Regions from separate parts of the Homo sapiens genome. Here region 2 is linked to region 1. The links are chromatin loops, found by intact Hi-C in ENCODE. Cell type or tissue: B cell. All regions are shown on one strand.

Region 1 (8,000 bases):
AAAGAAAAAGAAAAAGGAAGAAGAGCTCTGTCCAAAAGTAACCCAAATTAGGTCTACAGAAAGATGACTCTTACCCGCAATACAGAGACTCAGTCCAACCACAGCGAGGATATAGGCTATCACCTGAATAACCAATATGGCAATGACGAAGGAGGTTAATCCAATCGCTGGAGGAAGGAAAAGGATGTAACAGAAGCATGTCAAGAGTATTTAAAAAGCAATAACTTCCACTTGCATTTGGTATAATCAGGGATCTCCTAAGACCAAAGACTGACTCTGGAGTTCATTGTTTGACGGTAGATGTTAACTCAGTGATCTAACCCTTCCACACAAGTAGTCAGCTCCAAATTCACACATTCGGCAGCCTTTAATTTTCACAGTCAGCTAAGCTGGACTGGAAGTTTTTACCCTAAATCTTAGAACAATGCTGCTTTTACCACACTTGTGCATTTTACAATATGAATGGCTATTATGAATGTCTTCTCCACATGCACATGGAATTGCTCTTGCTGAGGGAACCATTATGCAAATACCTGACTGTAAACATCATGCTCTCTATCTCTAGATGTCATTTTATAACAAACTAATACCTTTCCAATGTACAACGAGCCAGAGATAGGCTCTAAGACCAAGTGTTAAATGTGACTCTTTAATAGTAATAACTAAATATGGTAGTGATCTACTTTCAAAATGCAGTGAAAATGATACTGATTATAGTTTGGATTTCCATACCATCTCTTAAAACTACAGTATTAAGGTTTGCTAATAATTAAAACAAATATGTTTCTACTATTTGTGATTCATAATTCCATTTTATAGAACCAGTCTTCTTAATGCAGAAGCAGAAGCTTAGCAAAAGAAGAGAAAGACTGCGTTTAACATCCACTTATAACTTCAAAAAACTGAAATTAGAATATGAAAATAATCATTAAGAAGTTATATGGCATAATTTAAAATTATGCTGATTGGCATCAAATACATATGAAAGTCACTTTTTACAAAACAGCTAACCTAGAATAACCTTAAAATTAATATGAATGGGAAAATGTCACTAAGAATAGCATGAAAAATCTTTTAATAAACCTACTCTTATTGAGTTGTAAAAAATTTATATGAGCATTTTCACCAAAACTGCTGTTTTGTAAATGAAAAAGGTAGACAAAATCATACTGTAACAATGAAAACTCACCTGTACTAAACACATAGTAGTGAAGTAATATTAATATCCCTGTAGAAGTCACAATTAAACCAAGGCCAGTAGCATTCTTTAATGAATATTCACCTGTCAATAAATAAAAACATTTAAAATATTTTCCTACATACTTTTTAAATGTACTAATCTAAATTCTGTGCTTGACAACTGTGAAAATTTTAAAAATATACGTTTCCCTGAAAACCTCACACAAAATTAGTGACTATTTTTTGATTAAGACCAAACTTAAGACATCTAAATCTCAACATTTAAGTTTCAACATGCTGAAACCTTGAATTGGCTCTGCCTCCTTCTTAACTAGTTTACAGAATTCCAGTGAGAAACTGTGTATTCATCTTTTACTGTTCCCTTCATCTGCTGTATTCAGTATGCCCCAAAGTCAAATCAATTGTTCCTTCAAGTTGTCTTCTGAATTCACCTCCTTCTTCCTGCTGTCTTCACTAACTTCAGATACCAATAGAGCTGCCAAGCCCATGTTCCTAAATATTACACCTGCACTGCATTCTTCTCCACAAACGATGGTGTGCTATAGTTATTAGGTTGAGTCCCAGCCTTCCTTTGCTTTTCTTTACATGTGCTACATATCCTCATTTCCCACTCACATTCCCATCCTCCAAATGCAACTGCCAATTTCCAGACTTGGTTCCCACATTCATTCTACTTTCATGTCTTGGCCAATGAAGTTTGCCTCTGTAGTGAGTTGAATGATGGCCCTAAAATTATTTCTACCTCCTAATCCCTAAAACCTGTGAATATTACCTAATACAGCAAAAGAGTGAATACTGCATTATATGGCAAAAGATATGATGAAGTTAAGGATCTGAAAGGAGGAGCTTACCCTGGATTATATGAGTGGGCTCTAATTCCAATGACAAATGTGCTCATAAGAGAGAGGCTGAGGGAGATTTAACAAAAACACAGAGGCAAAGACATAGAGGAAGGAGGAGGCAATGTGACCAGAGAGGCAGAGGGTGGAGTTATGCTGCCGCAAACTAAGGAATGATAAACACTGTCATTCTTCAGCAAATTCCAGAAGCTAGAAGAGCCAAGAAATGGATTCTTCCATACAGCCTTGAGAGGGAGTGTGGCCCTGATGACGTCCTGATTTCAGACTTATGGCCTCCAGCATGGAAAGGGAATTGCTATTGTTTAAGCCACCCAGTTTGTGGTCATCTGTTCCAACAGCCCTAGGAAACTAATGCAGCCCTCCTCACCTTGGAATGCACTCATCTACCTCCTGCGTTCCTGCCTAGGAACTGCACATCTTACCTGGGACGAAAAGAATGGCTCCAACAATGACAATGACAGTGATCACTAGTCCAGCAACAAGTAAAGCAATTGTTTTCTCATCCATACCACCGGATCTATATTTAAGTGCTTAAAAAAGAAAAACAAAGAATTATATGAACTCAATCACAAGTGAAGCCATTTTAATAACTTGTAAGGTACAGAGACAAACTGACAGAAGTACTATAATGTAATAACTTATGAGGAACAACTCCTTAATATCATCAAGTCACCTCACATCTCTTTCATAAGCAAATGGATAACGTCACGGCAGTATAAATATGGATGGTGAATTTATAGGTGACACCTTATTTTCCTACACTAACAAATGAGGTTCTATACATCAGTCTTTCTCGGTTGATGTATTACTAATAAATTGAGCTAGATAAGTTTTTGGGGGGAGGGGGGACACTGCTCTGCATAATATAGAATGTTGAGGAGCATCCCTGGCCTCTACATACTAGATGCTAGTAACTAGATGCCAGTTATGTTAATCAAACTGTTTTCAGACATTGTCAATGCCCCCGATGAGCAAAACCACTCCAAGTGACAACACAACACTGATGTACATAATACTAATGGGAAATAATGGGTTAATTAACAATATTGAGAAAAAGAGAATTTTGTCCTACCTTATAAAAAATTAGTAAACAATCTGGAAATCTAGTTATTTTGTTTTGAAAAAAATGACAGAATAAAACTGGGCAGATTACACCCTTGTGAAATCCTGATGAAGAAAAAAAGCTTAAATTGTTCAATTAAAATATTTTAATAAAAATAAACTGCAAAGACTCAATGGGATTCATCATACATGTTATTGTTTCTGCTGCTAGCTCCACTGTCAAGTATCTCATACCTTCTCTGAAAGAATGGAATGGGTCAATCTGCGAATATTAGTTCTTTTACTATATATGAATCTTTTAAATTTTGGTTAATATTGAAGTTGATTTTTTCACCAAGGAAGTTGTTTAAGGCAACCTAAAAGCAAACTGAGTAGCGGAAAGAAACAGCGTGTGATTGAAATGCTGCTGTGTGTCATCCACATAGAGATAGTCTCCATGACAGTAATCAATTGGTGGCTGTCATGAAGGGGAAAATATTTTAAATGTTATATTTAGCATTTAGTTTTTTTTCTTCTACAGTGACAAACATTAAATAAAGTAAAAGCAATAAATAAGCCCCTAAATGATTGTGATAAAAATCTATGTTTAAGGTATATGACAGGTACCTAAATATTTCTGGAATTTCTATCTACCCATAATTTATAACCTCAATTTTAGTCTCTTTATGGGGAGATAAGTCCTAAGCAATAAATAACCAATTTATTAATGTGGATTTCAGTTACACAGTTGAGTAACTGAAATCCACATTAATCAGAGAAGAGAAACCCATATTAATCAGAAAACATCCTATGGCAAGTTCCCCAAGTTTTTATTTGATTCATTACTTCCGCCCAGCCCTGGACTTATGTGTCTAATACTCAGTCATAGCCTTGCCTTCTTATAAGGCACAGAGTTTTCATAACTTCCCTATTTTCTAGGCTCAAATGCTGGCTAGAATGAAACTGAGTGTATAAGTCACAAAAGGCACATACACAGAAAAAGGAACTTTCTCTAGACATATGTCACATTTTCCATTTTAATCCCATATATATTGTTATCTAAATAGAGCTTGAAAGTTCTGCAAAGGGTTATAAAGTAGAAGCTGTTTCAAATGCACCTCACAGTCAATCAAACATTCATAAGAAACTCTTCCAGGTTTAAGTCAATGCATAAAAAAGCTACTAAGATCAAGCAACAAGAATTTGCCTTAGAGTACAGTATAATTTCATGGAAAAAGGTTGACTTATGTTCTTCTTCTATATTTTTCTTTTTCTTTTCTTTTTTTTTTTTTTTGGAGACAGAGTCTCTCACTCCGTTACCCAGGCTGGAGTGCAGTGGCACAATCTCGGCTCACTGCAAACTCTGCCTCCCAGGTTCAATGATTCTCCTGCCTCAGCCTCCCGAGTAGCTGGGACTACAGGCATGCGCCACCAGGCCTGGCTAATTTTTGAATTCTTTTTTTTTTTTTTTTAGTAGAGACGGGGTTTCACATTGTTGGCCAGGCTGATCTCGAGCTCCTTACCTCATGATCCACCTGCCACGGCCTCCCAAAGTGCTGGGATTACAGGTGTGAGCCACCATGCCTGGTGACTTACATCCTTCTTAACAAAAATAAGAGTTTGAATCTCATATAAAATTTATCCTCTTAAGGCTTAGAAGAGCTGTTATAGGAGAAAACAGTGCAAACAATAGCAACAAAAATAAAACATCACAAAATACTACCATAGACAGGGTTCCACCATAAAATGGTCCGTCTCTCTTTGAGTATAAGTACACTATATATTGAAAGTAGTTTTGGTTCCTGTTGATTAGTTCAACTACTACTTATTTTCCAGGCCACCTTAAACTTTTCCTTAAATTAAGTAGCCATTTCCAACAAATACACATGTTGAGGATCCCAAGTGTGAAAAAATCTGAAATCCAAAACACTTCTGGTCCCAGGCATTCTGGATAACGGACACTCCACCTGTCTCTGTGGGGTCTACTAATGAAAGAGTATCTCCAGGTTTTCTTCAGTGAATCTTCAGAAAGAGTTTCTTTTGGCTCATTTTCTTTGCTCACATGGTCACATTTCAGCAGGTACCACAGCTAATGTGGGGTAGGTATCTTGTTGCTAGCCCAGTCGTCAAATTTCTCAGTATAGTGAAAGGGCAAGGAATTTGATATAATAGATGCCATAGAACCCAATAACCTCAAGGATCTCTTATTGATCTTTTCTTGTCCTTCAGTAAGTGGATTTATCCTTATTTATTGAATGTATCAAAACATTAAATGCAGCAAAAAAAATAAATTCAAGTAATTCTCCACTTAGCATTAAGATAAAAATAACTCAATGTGTTGTTAACAGCAGGCTCTTATCAAATTTTCTAGTATGACTTTCAGACGGCTTGGCAAGGCAATCTATGTAATTTTTAAAATCTGCATGCTCTTAAGGATTACCCTCAGCTACAACTACTGAAATCAATACACAAAATAAAGTACATGAGAAATAACAGTAATTACATGCTTAACAAAAAATGTATAACCTTAGTGCTCAGCCTGACACAGGAATACCAAGTATCAGGGGAGACAATATAACATTTTTGTGAACAAATTAGGTATTCTAAAATTTTCTTTTATATGTTCTATAAAATAATTAGTAACCAAAAGCAGGCTACTTCTAAGAAATCTGTTGGGTTGGTTCATTCATCTGTTCTACAAATATTTACTGTGTACCTACAATGTACCAGCCCCTTTTGCTAGTCTAAATCAAGGAACAAGTAGATTACTTTATTTGACAATAATTGATTGAGCACTATCCATCTATATGACTATCACTATTCTAAATGCTGACAGTGAACACGAAAAGCAAACACAAGGCCTGCCTCAAGGCCCTTACATTCTAATGGGTGAGTGTGTGTGTTTGAGGGGAGGGGGGTGTGAGTGATGAGTATGTTACTCCCAAAACTTCTTTCCCAGTTAAAGAGATGGTGAAGGCCTACTCTACTCTAAGAAAATTCCTTTATGCATTTAATCTTTCAAATTCATGCAGATGAAGCAATGACATGTCCCTCTAGCCACCTGAAAAAACAGCTAATGTTATGAATGGACAAGAAGGTTTTCTGATTTTGTGACCAATAGACAGCACATACAAGATAAAATGCAGGTTGTGACTGATGAAATCTAATGAAATTACCAAGTCAACTTGGGGATAAAATCAAGTCTATCATGCTAAGTTTCCATGACACCCCAAAGACTGGATTTGACACACCCATATAGGCTCACACAGACTGCAGTCCATCCAACAAAACCCAAAACCCAAGAATTTAATGCCTGCCCAAAGACATGACATTTGGAGTGATTGGTAAGTAAGCAGAGAGACAGGAAGGCTTACCAGGCTGATGCGTATCAGACTAAGAATAAATCATAAAGAAAGATGGGTTTGATTTCATTATTACAGTGCTGTTTTCTGATAACTCTAGGAAAGTAATTTTAGAATATATTTGGTGTCTGTTGAGCTGTAAATGAATATTGTTTTCAGTGCAGAATAAAGCACATCAGACACCTTTACACATAAAATTACAATTTCATTTTTTAAATTGTTTAAATTTAAATTACTATTTTTCAAGTATCTAATACACTTATTTAACACACACATGCATACACAAATGAAAGCTTCTGAAACTGGTACTGGAAAAAAATGAACATTAATACCAATTATAAAATTACTTGACAGAAGACAAGTTAAATCATTTTATAATAATCTCCATACACTATCCAACTTGCTCTAATGAAACAATTTTGTCACAATGAATACTGACTAGACATCAGTCTATAGGACAGAGATAAAAGAGTCCAGGCTTTGTGCATCAAGTACTTTGAACATAAAAGATGAAAGAAGAGGATGTCCAACAGACCAAACTTCCTTTTTTTCATTATCAACTTTCCCTGCCTTGTGGATTTCACAATTTTTGAGTATATGGAGAAGGTTGTGATGTCTGGATTTGGAAAGGGTCAAGGGATTTCTACAAAAGAGTAAAATGCTGAGCTATAGATTTGTTCAATTCCTCCTACAATAAAATCAGCACATAAGCACATTATTTAATAACAGAATGTGATCATTATATGGACAGGACCAAGGGAAAGCACTGGGAGTTCAAGATTATTGAACAGAATTCACTGTAAGGGGCCATGCATGGTGGCTAATGCCTGTAATCTCAGCACTTTGGGAGGCCGAGACAGACGGATCACGAGGTCAGGAGTTCGAGACCAGCCTGGCCAATATGGTGAAACCCCATCACTACTAAAAATACAAAAATTACCCAGGCATGGTGGTGCACGCCAGTAGCCTGTAGCTACTCGGGAGGCTGAGACAGAAGAATCGCTTGAACCTGGGAGGCGGAGGTTGCAGTGAGCCGAGATCACGCCACTGCACTCCAGCCTGGGCAACAGAGCGAGACTCCGTCTCAAAAAAAAAAAAAAAAAAAAAAAAAAAAAAAAAGAATTCACAGTAAACTTAATAACAAAGTCTTATTACCAGGGGCCATCAACCAGGTCACAGAATGATTCTTTGTGATAATATTTATTGTATATTTTACTTTCTTGGATGGAAATTTCCTAGTCCAAGATAGGCTATGTCTTCACTTTTTCAGAATAATTTTTCTAATCTATGAAGAAATTTCCTGTTCCATTACTTATTTTAAATATGCTTTCATGGCTGAATTACTTTCATTATTAAGCTGTCCTCAAGTCAAAACTCAAGGACTTGGTAGGATCTCAAGGTAGTGTAATGAGAACTTTTTTCCTTGAATTTTCTAACAATGATTTCTACAGGAACATCTACTCAAAGACATCTGAGCCGTAACCAAAATCTCTGTGGAGTAATTTTGAGCAGGGAGGGGAAAGTTGAAAAAAAAAAA
Region 2 (8,000 bases), 260 kb after region 1:
CCCAGCTACTCAGGAGGCTGAGGCAGGAGAATCACTTGAACCAAGGAGGCTGAGGTTGCAGTGAGCTGAGATCATGCCACTGCACTCCAGCCTGGGTGACAGAGTGAGACTCCATCTCAAAAAAAAAAAAAAAAATTCAATATTAGCTTTGACTGTAGCCAATTTTGAATTTGGTCCTTATGGAGCAATATTTTTCTTCAGACCTCACTATAAAGCAGAATAGAATGGTTCTAGACAATAACTTTTCATGGAGGGTATAGCCAGTCATCATCAATGGCCATGGATAAAATCCTAACTAAAAATTCCACTTTGACAAACATGGTCTCCTAAATATGTCTACCAGGATGCATTAGCTGCAAAGTGCATCCATCCATGGGTTACAGGGTAAACTGACCTTCTCTATGGAGTTCTCTTATAATTCACCAGTTATATTGGAAACTATGCTGAAAACAATGCCTGCACTTAGCTAATGCTCAGTCTAATTCCTGGAAATAAAAAATCACCCAAATTATTTTCCTTTTCCCCCAACATCTTTTTCTTCGTATTATACTAATTCATGTTCATTGAGGAAAAATTAGAAAATGGAGAAGAAAAAAAAATCACAACTCTATCATGTAAAGAAACAATACTAACATTTTACTCATGCTGTCAAATATTTTCCTACCCACATATATTTTGCCTGTGTCTGTCTTTAAGCTATAAGTTGTGTTGATCCTGCTTCTTACAACCTACTTTAGATCAGCTTTACTTCCATCCTACACCATATGGAAGTGCATTCTCCAAGATTCCTGGAATTCCCCAGAGATTCATATTTATCTTTGTCTCTTTGTCAACATTGGTTATGACATCTCATTTCTTTCATTTTGTAGCTATTTCCTTTTCTCCACTTCGCAAATAGCTCCATTCTCCCCAAACACATACAATATCACTCACAAGGTAGCTCTAAGTTCTTTGGCCACTGACTACCTTGTTCCTATGCTCTTTCTCTGTTCCTTCTCTCTTCTCTCCTTCCCACATCCGAAATTCCTGTTTATTTCTTATTTATGGTACCTTAGGAACATGCCTTGATGAGATAGTTCAGAATATGAGGGCCTGGGTGGGAAAGAGGCAAAGACCCTAAAAGAAACCATAGTGATAGCTAGTAAAATACTTTTTTTTTTTTCTCACACCACATCATGTACTTGACTTAAAGAAGGAAAATAGAGTCATATGACTTTGGCATACAACTTCTCCATTGGTCAGGCTGAAGCTTTCTTGGAACCCCACTCTAATCTGAGACTCTTCCCACTTGATCTTCCTTCCTTCCTCGACTCTTTTCAAGTGTTAGAACTTTATTATGATCTTAAGCTTCTTCTTGCCTTCTTCAGCTCCTTCTCCTTGTCCTTCTTGAATATTCTACCAATAAATCTTCTGCAATAATTCTGTCTTGGCATCTGCTTCTCTGAAGAACCCAAAATAATACACACACACACATTTACCAAGTGACCATAAAGAGTCACAAAACCTGTTCTTGCAAAACTTGGTGATGTGCCAAGCTCGTTTCTTTTAGGTACTTGAAGTTCCTTTCATGACAAGTTTACTAGAGGCAGACACTAAAATATTCTAGTGCTAACTGCTCTTGCGGTTTCTATCATACTCCTATTAATGCAAGAGCAGATGTGCTTGTACATTTTTCCAACAATAAAATATTTTGAGTATCTCTTTTGCTAGTTAGCAAACCCGATACTGATGGAGTTAGTTCTCATTGAAGCACTTGCAGTAGCTGCTTCTAAAGCACAGATTTGTGGAGTGCTTGCTCTGAATAGGATTCTTCAGATATCAACTAACCATCCCTGTGGAGCAGATTCGCCCCGTGCATGCATGTACATATCACATAGCCTATGCATATTTGAAATAAATTTCAGTATAATGTCGACTTTACCCATGACAGTAAACAACAGCATGTCATGACTGCATAATGGTCAATTGCATGAATATCCCACTTATTTTAATAAATTCTGCAAGATAGGTTATTTTGGGCTCCTAAGTTTTCACTGTTTCTGATTTAGCAAATCTGTATACTTTGCAGTGTCCAACTTTTCATAGACTATTTCCTAGAAGAATTATTGGCTTAAAAAGCATGGCCAATTTTAAGGTTTTTGATATTTGTTGCCAAGAAGTCAGCCAGGAAGTTTGTTCCAATTTACACTTGAACCATTTCTATATGAGTAGGCTTATTTCTTTTCCTTTTATTTTCTGCATGTGAAATTATGTGTAAAATGTACAGTCCAAAGAACAACAGAAAAAAACCTAACCCTTGAATCCTCCACCAAGGTTATGAAATAGAATTTATTAAGTTGGTGCAAAAGCAATTGCGGTTTTTGTCATGACTTTTAATGGCAAAGACCACGATTACTTTTGCACCAACCTAATAGAATCCTCCTGCATTTGCTGATTCTCATCATACTTCTTCATGCCTCCCCTCTTCACAGGTAAATCATCTAGAATTTAGGGTTATGCATTCCCTTGGTTTTCTTCATAGTTTTCATAGTTAAATGATAGAGTGTGTGTGTATATATAACTATTTGTAGTCCTAAATATTATATAGATTTTTTAAATGTGGGCGGCAAATACAAAGCTAGTTGTGTGAGGAGGGTATGGTCACCGCTGTTAGGTAAAGTTGTCTAGGACAAGATGAACTTGCAGTCTTCTGCATCCTGGGACTTTATAAGGGGGCTTTCTGGTATATTCAGAGGGAGAGACCATGAAGCTCACCACAGTCCATACATTTGCAAGGACTGTAATGCAAAGCAGGTACTAACCACGTGATCAGTGGGAGTGGCATGAATTACCCTGGGTTTCTTGCTGCTAAGCTTGTTCCAGCTCGCAGAAGTCAGTGATAACAGAACACTTTGGCAGAATGAATAAATGTCCACAGTTGATTTAGGCAGCAGGACCTGGAAGAAAGAATAAGGAATTTATTAGCAAATTGTCAAGATCACTAGATTCGTATCCGGGCCAGTCTCACCAGAACATTTCTCCAGGTGTTTAAAAAAAAAAAAAAAAAAAAAGACTGTGCCAAAGCAGTGGGGATCATGGTTCTAACAGGCAGAGGCATGTCCATTTAGACTCACTCCTCTCCAGTCTGGTCCAGATTCCAGCTAGCATTTTGGAATGTCTGTTCACCATCCTCCTAGGAATCCCTTGACTCCTCTTCTATTTTGAACTAATTTTCTGTATCACGTTGTCGTCTTTATTGGTTTATACTCTTATTTTGGTGGAGCACATTTTCCCATAGCTTCTTGAAAAGAGAGGATGGGTAATACATTTATTTTGTTTTTGAGATAGTGCATGTCTGAAAATGTCATTCTGCCCTCCCGTTTGGGAGTTTGACCATACTTGCAAGTTACAAGTAATTTTTCTTTAGAATTCTGGATGTGGTTGCGTTTTCTTTTTGCTGGCAAGTCATGCTGTTGCAAAGTCTGAAGCCACTATGATTCCTGGCCCTTTCTATTAGCTTTTTTCTCCTGGAAGTTGATGGACTCTTCTTTTTCCCTAGTTTTCTGAAATTTCAAAATGGAGTATCTTTGTGTGAATGCTTTCATCCACCACTTTTATTCAGTAAGCTTTTTTTCAGTAATAGCAATTCATTTATTATTCTGGAAAATTTTCTTAAATACTTTTGTTTTCTACCCTGTTTCCTGTTTTCTCTTTTTCTCTAGATTTTTTAGAGTTGTCACCTGATTTTAAAAATCTTTTTTGCTTATTTTCTGCCTCTGTGTCTATTTACTGTCTAGGAGACAGTCTCTACTTTATTTTCTAACCCTGTTAATGACTTCTGCTCTTATGTTCTCAATTCCAAGATGTCTTTTCTGTTAATTTCTTATGCCATTCTGTTCCTTTTTTATGAATGTAACTTTTTCTTATCTCTCTGAAGATGTTAGTTATAGTTTTATTTCATTTGTTTTTGTTGATTTTCACCCTCGCTTGCTTGCATATTTTTATTTACTCCAGGATGTCTTTTTGTAAGGGAGGTTGGTTTCATTTATTTCTGTCTTCTGTGACAGCTTTCCTCAGGGTATCTGGTAATCCCTCAATGTCTGCTTAACATTAAGAATGAGGGAAGCTTATTGGAGGCTCTAAGAGCTCGGACTGTGGGCCATGCCTCTCAGGCGGAAGTCACTGGAGGGTGATACAGGCTGGGTCTCTGTGTTCAGCATTAGATATCTGTTTGATAAATTAGTCTTAACCTCTACCTTAACTCTAATCTGTGCCTGGACCATCAATTCAGACATTATTATGCTTTGTTTCTCCATGGATTTCTCCAAAGAAAGGGGCAATTGTTCAGTAAAGTGGAGTGCAGGAGAGAATCTAGGGGGTTTAACTTCTTAAATCGTTTAAGAGTCTGACTCCATTTTTATCTTTGACTGCTGAGAGCTTTCATGCCCACCTCCTCTTTCCTCTTCTGCCTCATATTTGAGCAAGTTGGTAAGAAAGCTGGTGCTGCCCCCTGGACACAGCAGAAAGTTCAACCTATGTGGGGGAGTGGATTTTCCCTCATCCAACCGCCTATCTATGATAAAAACCAAGTCTACTTATTCTCATTCTTGCTTTCGAAACGTTCTCAAGCTCATTCCAGACTAGCCTGGGTGTTGTCCCACTATGTTTAGAAAGTTCCATGATGTAATACAATGTGTTCTCACCTCTTGGTGTGTACATGGCGTCATCAGTCAGGACGTCTCACCTATTAATTGGGAGGGGTTCATCCCACCTGCATTGGATGGCTGTAAGAAATAGCTTTCCTATGAGGTTTTCTTATCTTAGTCTTTTTCTTTTTTTTCCATTACCAGTTCCAAAGCAGTTCCTATGTCTTTTGAGTACTATATGGTACAAGTTGGTGGACTTTCACATTTTCCCATTAACTACAGATTCATTTTCTTGGGTTTACTAAGTCAGTTACTACTTGCCCATTTTTCTCTAGTTTCCAAATTTTTGCTGACTTTTTTGTTTGTTTGTTTGTTTGTTTTGACCTCACCTCTTTTTCTGCTTTATCCATTTCTTAAAAAACAAAAACAATCCTTCCCATAGTGGGGGGGTCTGTGGTTGGGGGGCAGTGAGGTGGGGATGGTTAATGGAATAGAAAGAATGAATAAGACCTACTATTTGGTAACACAACAGGGCGGCTATAGTCAATAACTTAATTGTACAATTTTAAGTAACTGAAAGAGTATAATTGGATTGTTTTTAACTCAAAGGATAATTGCTTGAGGGGATGGATACCCCTATTCTCCATGATGTGCTTATTTCACATGCATGCCTGTATCAAAACTTCTCATGTACCCCATAAATATATATACCTACTGTGTACCCATAAAAATTTAAAAAATTTGAAAAGAAAAATCCCTTCCCTAAATTTTTATTGAGTTAAGGAGATAAGAAACAAAATTATAAACATGTATTTAAGCTGCTGTCTTTACCCAGAAATCCTGAGTGGGCTCATCTCTTCACACCTTGTCAACAATGGGTGCTTTTCTCATTTATTTAGTAAATGGATTTCCCTGAAATCCGTACTATGTTCTAATTGCTTTGACAACTGAGATTATTCATATTATTGGATTCTGGTCTAAACTACTTGTTCATATAACTAAAAGCCTAAAGGACAATTTCATGATTTGTGGCAGATTCTCACATTTAGCCATTTGGTTTACCCTAAATTTGCTTCCATTTTTTAGTAGTGCTCTATTGTAATGCAGATGGAAAACATCACAATGTTCTAGAAGGGAACTGAAATGAAAATGAATTATCTATACCTATCTCCACTCCACTTATGTAAGGGAAATTGAAAGATAATCACTTCATGGGTATCCATTTAAAATAAAAGCCACTTTTCTTTTCTTATTGCTTGTGAAAATTCAACCCATCTTTTGAACAAATTTAGCAGTGATTTACAATTTTTGGTTAAAAATGCCAGACTTAAGATTTCAAAATGCACTCCTTTGTTAGAAAACAATGATTTCATCAAATGGTAACCCTACTTTGTCTTAATAGTTAATTCACAGGTTGGTGAATCTATTTATTATTAAATGTAATTCAAAGGTTATTTTCACAGTAAAAGCATACAGATAAAAATTAGCCCCTTCTCATAAATACCAGAGTCCTAGTCTCCCCTCTCAGAGGCAGTGGACTACATTAAATTTATTATTACATACGTTTTGAGAAATTATTTATGTGAATACAAGCATATATATGAATATGTAAGCTTTTTTCATATAACAAGAGCATTTTTGCTGTTCCATGCCTTATTTTATTAACTGTACATTTCTGAAGATTTGACTGTATCAGCACATTTAGATCTTCCTTATACTTTTAATATTTTTGTGAAAATAGAATAAATACAGAGAAGTGCACAAAACATAGCTAAATGAATCAACACAAAACAAAAGCCCACAAGATAACCACCTGGTTTGCCAGGCAATCAAGCACTCCTAGGCTTTCACAAGGCTCCTTCATGTCCCCTCCAAGTCACTACCTTCTCTGTCTCTGTCAAAGGAAAATACTTTCTAGCTTCTAGCTTCTATGGTAATCCTGTCCTTGCTTTTCTTTAGTGTTATACCTAGGTGTACATCCTTAAACAGTACAGTTAAGTTTTGCCTGTTTTCAGAATGTCAGGTAATTCAAATCATACAGTAGGAGTTATTTTGTGTCTGACTTACTCCGTGCTTTCTATTCATCTCATCTATTCTAGGGCTTTTATATGCTCTAAATTTTTCCTTCTTTCTGGGCCTTGCTGCAAATTTGTAATTCTGTTTCTCCCCCTACCTCTTTAGAAGTTATGCATTCTATAGTTCTTTTACTTGTGAACCACCAAATTATGATATACTTCATTGGTTCTTAAAACCTTACATTAATTGGTATTTTATACTTTTCATGGGCAATGAAAAGATTCTATATTCCTTTCAGACATCTCACTTTTTTTTAGCCCCTTCTAAAGTCTTAAGCCATTATTAGGTACTTTAATTCTGTCTTTAATCTGTATTTAAAATATGAATGTCAGTGTGTTTTATTTATGTTTAAAATTTATATATTTAAAATCTTATTATTGTCATTAGTCTCATTTATTTTTTAGAAAGACATTTATTCAGTGTCATGACCAGACTATTACATTTAGAAATAAACAGCATGGGTGCAAAAAACAAAAAAAAACTATGTTAAAACCCTTTGATGGAATGCTTTAAACGTTCCACAAACAGAAACTAAAATAACCTCTAATGCAATTAGTCACAAATATAGTTCTTCAGTTTTTTGCCCATGCATATGAGTATTGTCTTAAATGTGTCATCTTTGTAGCAGGTAGGCCTTGCCACCACTGTGCTTGGCTGAATTCACAAATCTGTTGTAACCTGTACCTCCCCTGTCACTTCTCTGGCTCTCCTCTCCTGTTAAGCTTTGCTTCCTGGCAGTAATTAAAACCTTCTGCTACTATTGCTACTGGAACCATCATAGCCATCTTGGTTTTGTAGTTTGGCAAAGTATTGGCCTCCCCCACCATAGGAACTAGAGTTTCTGCCTCCAAAGTTCCCTCCCTTCGTAGGCCCAAAATTTGAAGATTGATTATTGTAATTGCCAAAAATCGTTATAGCTTTCTCTACCTTCAAAATTGTTTCTATCTACCAAATCCATTATAGCCGTGCCCGCAGCCACCATATCTACGATCACCACGGCTGCCACCAAAGCCACCACAACCATTGAAGTTTCCTCTACTACCAAAGTTGTCATTCCTACCAAAACTACCTCCACGACCACCACTCACATCTCTAGAACTACTTTGACCTCTTTGGCTGGATGAAGCACTAGCCATCTCTTGCTTCAATAAGGCTTTCCTTATTTCATGATTGTGGCCATTCACAGGATGGTATTTCTGAATGACAGTATTATCCAGGGAGTCATGGTCATCAAAAGTTATGAAAGCAAAGCCCCTCTTCTTGCCACTGCCTCAGTCAGTCATGATTTCAGTCACTTTA

The links. Peaks named below come from ENCODE experiments on the same cell type or tissue, not always from the same donor. Only the 100,000 strongest peaks of a DNase experiment are listed, where the experiment ranks them.
Region 2: it touches region 1 in a loop (3-fold over the local background); 3 of 110 quality-filtered maps call a loop at or near these places.

Annotation. Positions count from the first base shown.
Region 1 is chr3:108,058,263-108,066,262 of GRCh38, forward strand. It overlaps CD47 (CD47 molecule), which reads right to left. Exons shown (of 11, transcript NM_001777.4): 4 at 2,483-2,590; 5 at 1,190-1,282; 6 at 75-167. Among named protein-coding and RNA genes, the nearest start is that of CD47, 29 kb to the right of the region's middle. In B cell, no CTCF peak of the experiment used is centred here; a DNase peak (open chromatin) is centred at 4,029; H3K27ac peaks cover 4,546 bases.
Region 2 is chr3:108,318,063-108,326,062 of GRCh38, forward strand. All of the region lies in intron 2 of HHLA2 (HHLA2 member of B7 family), which reads left to right. It also overlaps the pseudogene HNRNPA1P17. Among named protein-coding and RNA genes, the nearest start is that of HHLA2, 26 kb to the left of the region's middle. In B cell, a CTCF peak has its summit at 4,500; a DNase peak (open chromatin) is centred at 4,479.